Linked DNA regions of Mus musculus: region 2 is linked to region 1. The links are chromatin loops, found by intact Hi-C in ENCODE. Cell type or tissue: gastrocnemius. All regions are shown on one strand. Each heading gives the region's core, and the rest is flanking DNA. Links, peaks and the distances in the headings are about the cores only.

Region 1 (2,911 bases), core at 233-2,732:
CATATCCTGGAGTCTGACTCCAGACTGAATGGCTGGGTAGGAAATATGGGGTTCCTGGCTGACTGCCTAAGGTGGATCTGTCTCAGAAACTCGGGGTGCAGGGCCAGGCTGTTCACCCACAATGAAAGATGATGCCTGCTGAGTGAGAAATGAAACAGCTGACCACCAACTCTTCTGAGACCATGTTCTTCTAGGTCCGACTGACTGACCACTAGCCCAGTTCATGCTCTGTCATCAGGTCAGCAAACCCAGGGACAGTCACTATGTAGTGCTTCTGGAATGGCAGTATAGCTAACTCTTCACCAATAAATTCATTGCTTTGGCAGACTGGGCTTGGCTGGAATTGGTTTCTGCCACAGCTGACCTTTTCGAGGTAATGAGATGTTTATTTGCATGTCCCCAGAAGTCAGCAACAGGCACGTCCCATTGATGACATTTTGGACAGCCAGGTAGACAGAATGACTTAGTCAGGTGTTGGCAACCCTGTCAGTCTCTGAGCACATGAATGGAGGGCTGTGATGGTTTAGACAGAAGCTATGCATTCCCTGGACAGCAAGGCTGCCCCGATGACCAGTGAATACACTCAGGACAGTGCCCCCAAGAGACTGGCTGCTGCTCTGCCACAGTGGAAGGTTGATTCTCACGAAGCTGCCCACGTACCCAGTGTGGCTCTCCTCTCTGCAGAGATCCTTGGCTGAGATTCAGGCTGCCAGCCAGATGCTCCTGTCAGCATTTTTCCTCTGAGGTGGCTGCCTGGAGCTAGCCACTGTGTGATGGTGTGGTGTGGTGTGGTGTGGTGTGGTGTGGTGTGGTGTGGTGTGTGTGTGTGTACATGTGTGCATGCATACACGCTGTAGTACCATACATACCATACACCCCAGAGTGTAGAGAAACACCCCTGGACCCAGTCACTCTGGATAGTCACATTGTCCCTCAGATGTGACATTCCATGTCCAGACATTGTACCCCACCATAGGGGCCAGAGTGGCTACTGATAACCACTGCCTAAAAGGAGGGCTTATCATCCAGCCTTCCAGAAGGCCACACTGAGCTATACTTTCCACCAGAGTCAGTTTTGGAAAGAACTACTAGCTGATTCAATAACTTTCCATTATGCCTGTTGAAGGCCAGAGAAGGCTGTACCTGGCAAGGCTCCCGACCTGGGTTTATGCTGAGACCCAAAGACCCTGCTGAATCTAGAAATCTATGGTGAGATCCTCAAACGTACATGTGTGTGTGCGTGTGCGTGTGCGTGTGCGTGTGTGTGTGTGTGTGTGTGTGTGTGCGCGTGTGCGTGTTCCTTAACAGCATGCAAAGAGGGGGTTGGGCCAGAAAGCCAGCATAGGCCCCAGGTTGATGCCCTGGAGACTGTTCGACAGGTAAGGCCCACAAAGAAGGGTGGGCATGACAGGTGTTCTGAAGGAGGACTCGATATGGGCAGCAGTACCCAGATTAGGTGAGGGGGACACAAGACTTCAGGCCACAGGTCAAATGTGAAGCCAAGATTTTCTTCCTATCTTTTGAAGGACCGGTCTGAATATTCTCTCACAAACACGGGTGGGAGGGAAGCACACAGGCTCCAGGTTGCAGCTCTGGGGTGGCGGAGGGGGGGTGACGAGGAGGGGGGGGAGGGGGGAGGGATGTCCCTGTAGTGAAGAACTGGTCCCACCCAGACACAGCAGAGTGTTAGAGTTGGCTTGGCCAGTACTGATCAACAGTGCCACCTGCTGGCCATGTACCCAGACAGGACTGGTGCGTAAGGAAGAGGTGACTCTGGCCTTCCACACAGTCTGCGGGGGGCCAAGGCACAGAAGGAACCTAGGGTCCCCTGCCCCAACCCAGAAGGCTGAGTGCAGGCAGAGGGGTGCCTACATTCAAACCCCACGGTCTATGTTCCTGATCTTCAGCTTGGGAACTCCAGGCCACTGTGGTCAGGGGACCCGGTCTGTTGAATTTGCCTACCAGATGAGGTCCTACTTGAGTCTGTCCACGTTCCCCAATGGACCCTGTCTGCTGCATATATCCCCAGGTTCCTCCCCCAAGAAACATTTATTTACTTAAGGAGGGAAAAGTAGCCGTCATCTCAGGTTGGGAAGAGATACCAGGTCATCGGGGACTCTGGGTTACAAGAGCATGTCCCAGCAGCAGAAATACCTGGTCCAAGGCCACAGCACAAACAGTGCCCCACAGTGGCCAGCGCCCAAACAGCAGCCACCCACACCCTGGTCCTTGATTCCTGCAGCACCATTCATGAGAAGGCTGCCCAGGCAACCCCACCTTTCACTAGGATGTGTACCTCATCAGTGGCCTTGTGGAGACAGTGCCACCAGGGGTCACTAAGCTGTCAGGATGGATGGCTGGATGGCTGTGGCGTCTGCCTTCAGTCACCTGAGAGCTGCCTGTGGTAGGAACACTGGGGAAGCAGCAGGGATCCTGGCCTGCACACACAGGTCTGCTGTCGGCTTGTCAACCCTGGTCAGTGTCCTGACATGAACTCCCCATCCCAGTAGGGTAAGAGCGACATCTAGCTGACAGAGCCACACAGGTGGAACTGAACAGAAGCCAAACTGAGGCAGGCCAGATTCTCCATGTTAGGTTCCAGGCAGGAGCTGACCAGAGGGCCCAGTTGGCATGGTGTCAGTTGTCAGTTGTGTCTGTGAGGTACAGGGGAAAGGGCATAACATCTGTCCACTGCCTTCGCCTGTGCACGCAGGTCGCAGCTTAGGGCATCACAGCAGGAAGAGTGGCAAGGCCAGACCATGGGGACCCCCCCCCCAAGGACCATGAAGATCCAGATCCCTGGAGAGCTGCAGCAGAGGGGCACTGTGTGCTGGCAAGGCCAGGGATCCTCCAGGGGACACTCAACCTGTGTCCTGATTTTTTCTAATGTTTCTTCATGCCCAGATGAACT
Region 2 (2,911 bases), core at 167-2,666, 93 kb before region 1:
AGTGAGGTTGGTTATAGCTTCATATTTATTAGCCACTAACCCTGGAAATTATTAGCTACAATTAATAGGAAAAAGTTGACGGCAGGGCTTCGAGTGCTTAAGAACTGTGTTTCTCAGCCGGGCGTGGTGGCGCACGCCTTTAATCCCAGCGCTCGGGAGGCAGAGGCAGGTGGATTTCTGAGTTCGAGGCCAGCCTGGTCTACAAAGTGAGTTCCAGGACAGCCAGGGCTACACAGAGAAACCCTGTCTCGAAAAAACAAAACAAAACAAACAAACAAACAAAACCAGAGAACTGTGTTTCTCAAAAAAGCATTGAAAAGAGGATGAAAAATAGAAGCTGTGAACTGAAGACAGATCCACTGTCCACAAGTCCAACTGAGGTCCAGGCTCAGAAGCTGCCGAGTCAGGGGAGAGAAATGGACCAAGTTAAATTCTGGGTTTGTAGAGTGCTTCTCTCTCTTACTTGAAGCCCCGAGTTCATCCTCTAGGACGTCGTAAACTAAACGTGGTGGCCCATGCCTGTAACCCCAAACGCTCTGGTTGAACGTGACTGTCAGCCCTACCCCATGTCCTTGCTGGTGACTTCAGACTTGTAGGCAAAGGCCTGACCTAGAAGCCCATCACAATCTCGGGGTGTAAGGGCAGGGATCGGTAGAGATGTCTGAACAGCTTTCAGATTTGAGGGTACACTCCTGGCACCTGGGAGAGAGACACCTACCACAGTATCTGCAAAGACATGGGGCCAGGAGGCAGTAGCAGGAGGATCAGAAGTTCAAGGTCATCTTCATGTGCATGGCAAGTTCAAAGCTATCCTGGGATCCACGAGACTCTGCCTCAAGAATAAACCCAGAATAGACTCTTTATTAAATACAAATCAGCTGTCCAGTCAGACTAGAAAAGCAACCATTGTTGGAGCTTTCCAGAAATGCAGGTTAAAGCCAGAATGAACCCTTGGTGATAACTCCTGTAATCCCGGGAGGACCTTGAACTCAAAGCCAGCTTGGGCTATATATGAGACTTTATCTCAAAAGCTGAAAAAGGAAAAAAAAAAGAAACAACAAAAATCACCCATGATGGGAGACCTCTCTGCACACCCAGATGGCTGAATTGAAGACTTGAGACACCAAGAATTGGCCCGAATCAACAGCTCTCATGCAGCTCTGGCAGGAGTGTTGAGCAACGGCGTTTTGGAAAAGCAAGAACAGCGTGCCCTATGACCCAGATCTTCTATCCCTGCAGAAATGACGCACCCAACCTCAGATAGACTCTGTAAGCGCAGATCTGACAAACCCCAGCTGTGTCAGAGCAAGGACTGCAAATGGCACAACCATGGTCAGCTCTCCCAGCTGTGAGGCTGAGAGACACTACATAGGAGAAAAAAGAGGAGAGAGGGGGTCGGGGAGAGGGTAATGTGTGTTCATGTCTCCATCCATGGCTGTAAGTTTCAAGAAAGGCAGAGCCTATCCTTGTGGCCAAAGAATGAAAACTAGCTATCATTGGCTGGAACATAACACTTGAGGACTTCCTGAGCAGCCCATTACTGTACCTTGAGCCGGCAATAATGACACAAGAGAACGCATGAGCAAAAATGCCCAAACTTCACTTTTTCTGTTTGAGCTTTCTAAACTAATCATTTTCTTAAATTGCTACAAAAGAGAACCGCGATACTTTACCACTAGGTGGCAGCATTGGGCTCCCGTGTTACCACACTGTATGATTTTGCCTGGTGAGCAGGCTCTGTGGTGCTTTGCTCTGACTGCCCACTTAGAAGTGCCACAATCTAAGGAGCGCCTTGGGGCCCGTTTGATTCTTCTGGAGACTTGCAGATTCCCACATGGACACTTGTGCGTCAGGACCTAGAAGGCCAAGAGGCTACTCTTCATGGGACCTGCAGGGTCCCTGTCCGTTCTCAGTTGAGCACGGATGTCTAGAATCTGAGCATCCATATTGGTTTGAAAACAGGCCAGGCTCCTCCCCTATTTCAGCAATCTCTTGACTTTTACAGCTTCCATCTTATCATTATGTGATGTGGATAACACGGTGTGGTGACAGCTGAGTCCAGTGCTGGCCCACCTTCAGGGGTGACTTCCAGAACCCAGGCTCTAGTGTTCTGGATCATGAGGCTTCTTTCCCACTGGGACAGCAAAATGCTTGTTTTTCTGGAGCACAGTAGTAAATGCTATCAGGCCTTGTTGATAATACCACCCATTACACTAGTCTGGCCCAGCTCTATGGACCAGACAGAAGGTATTGTGGGGACACTGCCGGTTGTCTATACCTGTTTGCACTGTGTACTAACTGTGGCAGGGCTACCCTATCATTATAGTTAACCAACACGTAACATCTGCAGAGGAAGCTCACATTCAGTAGACCAGGGAAGTGGGCTCTGCTTGGTATCTGGCCAGCGAGAGGCAAGCTCACTCCATCACATGCCAACCTGTTCCCTGCACCCGGGGAGTGGAAGCTGACCCCACTACAACTCTTGCTGTCTTGAAACTCTAACCCACCTAGCCAGAGATTGGCATTATTCACTTTCTCCTCAATGCTGCCTCTCCTTTTCCAGCAGGCAGGCAGAACATAAATGTCTCCTGTCCCCCAAACCCTTGCTTCCACCTCCAGGGCTGCAGCCAGAATTGTGGCTTAGCCGTCGCAGGGACTTGACACTAAACATTCTCCATTGTACCAGGTCTGCCCACATATGGAGAACCTGAGAGGTACTACAGGTACTGTGGTGGACGTCTCTCTCTCCCAGGTGCCATCAGTGTACCCTCAAATTCTGAAAGCTGCTCAAACATCTCTACTGATCCCTGCCCTAATTTCCTGAGATTATGATTGGTTTCTAAGTTAGGCCTTTTCCTACAAGTCTGAAGTCACCAACAAGGACATAAGGTCAGGCTGACAGTCATGCTCA

What was found. Hi-C counts contacts between places; a loop is a spot of excess contacts. Peaks named below come from ENCODE experiments on the same cell type or tissue, not always from the same donor. Only the 100,000 strongest peaks of a DNase experiment are listed, where the experiment ranks them.
Region 2: it touches region 1 in a loop (13-fold over the local background); 39 of 42 quality-filtered maps call a loop at or near these places.

The regions. Positions count from the first base shown.
Region 1 is chr15:88,827,722-88,830,632 of GRCm38, reverse strand. No RefSeq gene overlaps it. Among named protein-coding and RNA genes, the nearest start is that of Gm23144, 6.1 kb to the left of the region's middle. In gastrocnemius, for the core only: CTCF peaks have their summits at 1,736 (motif pointing left), 2,314 (motif pointing right) and 2,513; DNase peaks (open chromatin) are centred at 1,737, 2,234 and 2,463; H3K4me3 peaks cover 307 bases; H3K27ac peaks cover 1,768 bases.
Region 2 is chr15:88,920,444-88,923,354 of GRCm38, reverse strand. The region is part of intron 8 of Ttll8 (tubulin tyrosine ligase-like family, member 8); the gene reads left to right. Among named protein-coding and RNA genes, the nearest start is that of Ttll8, 33 kb to the left of the region's middle. In gastrocnemius, for the core only: a CTCF peak has its summit at 1,674 (motif pointing right); a DNase peak (open chromatin) is centred at 1,707.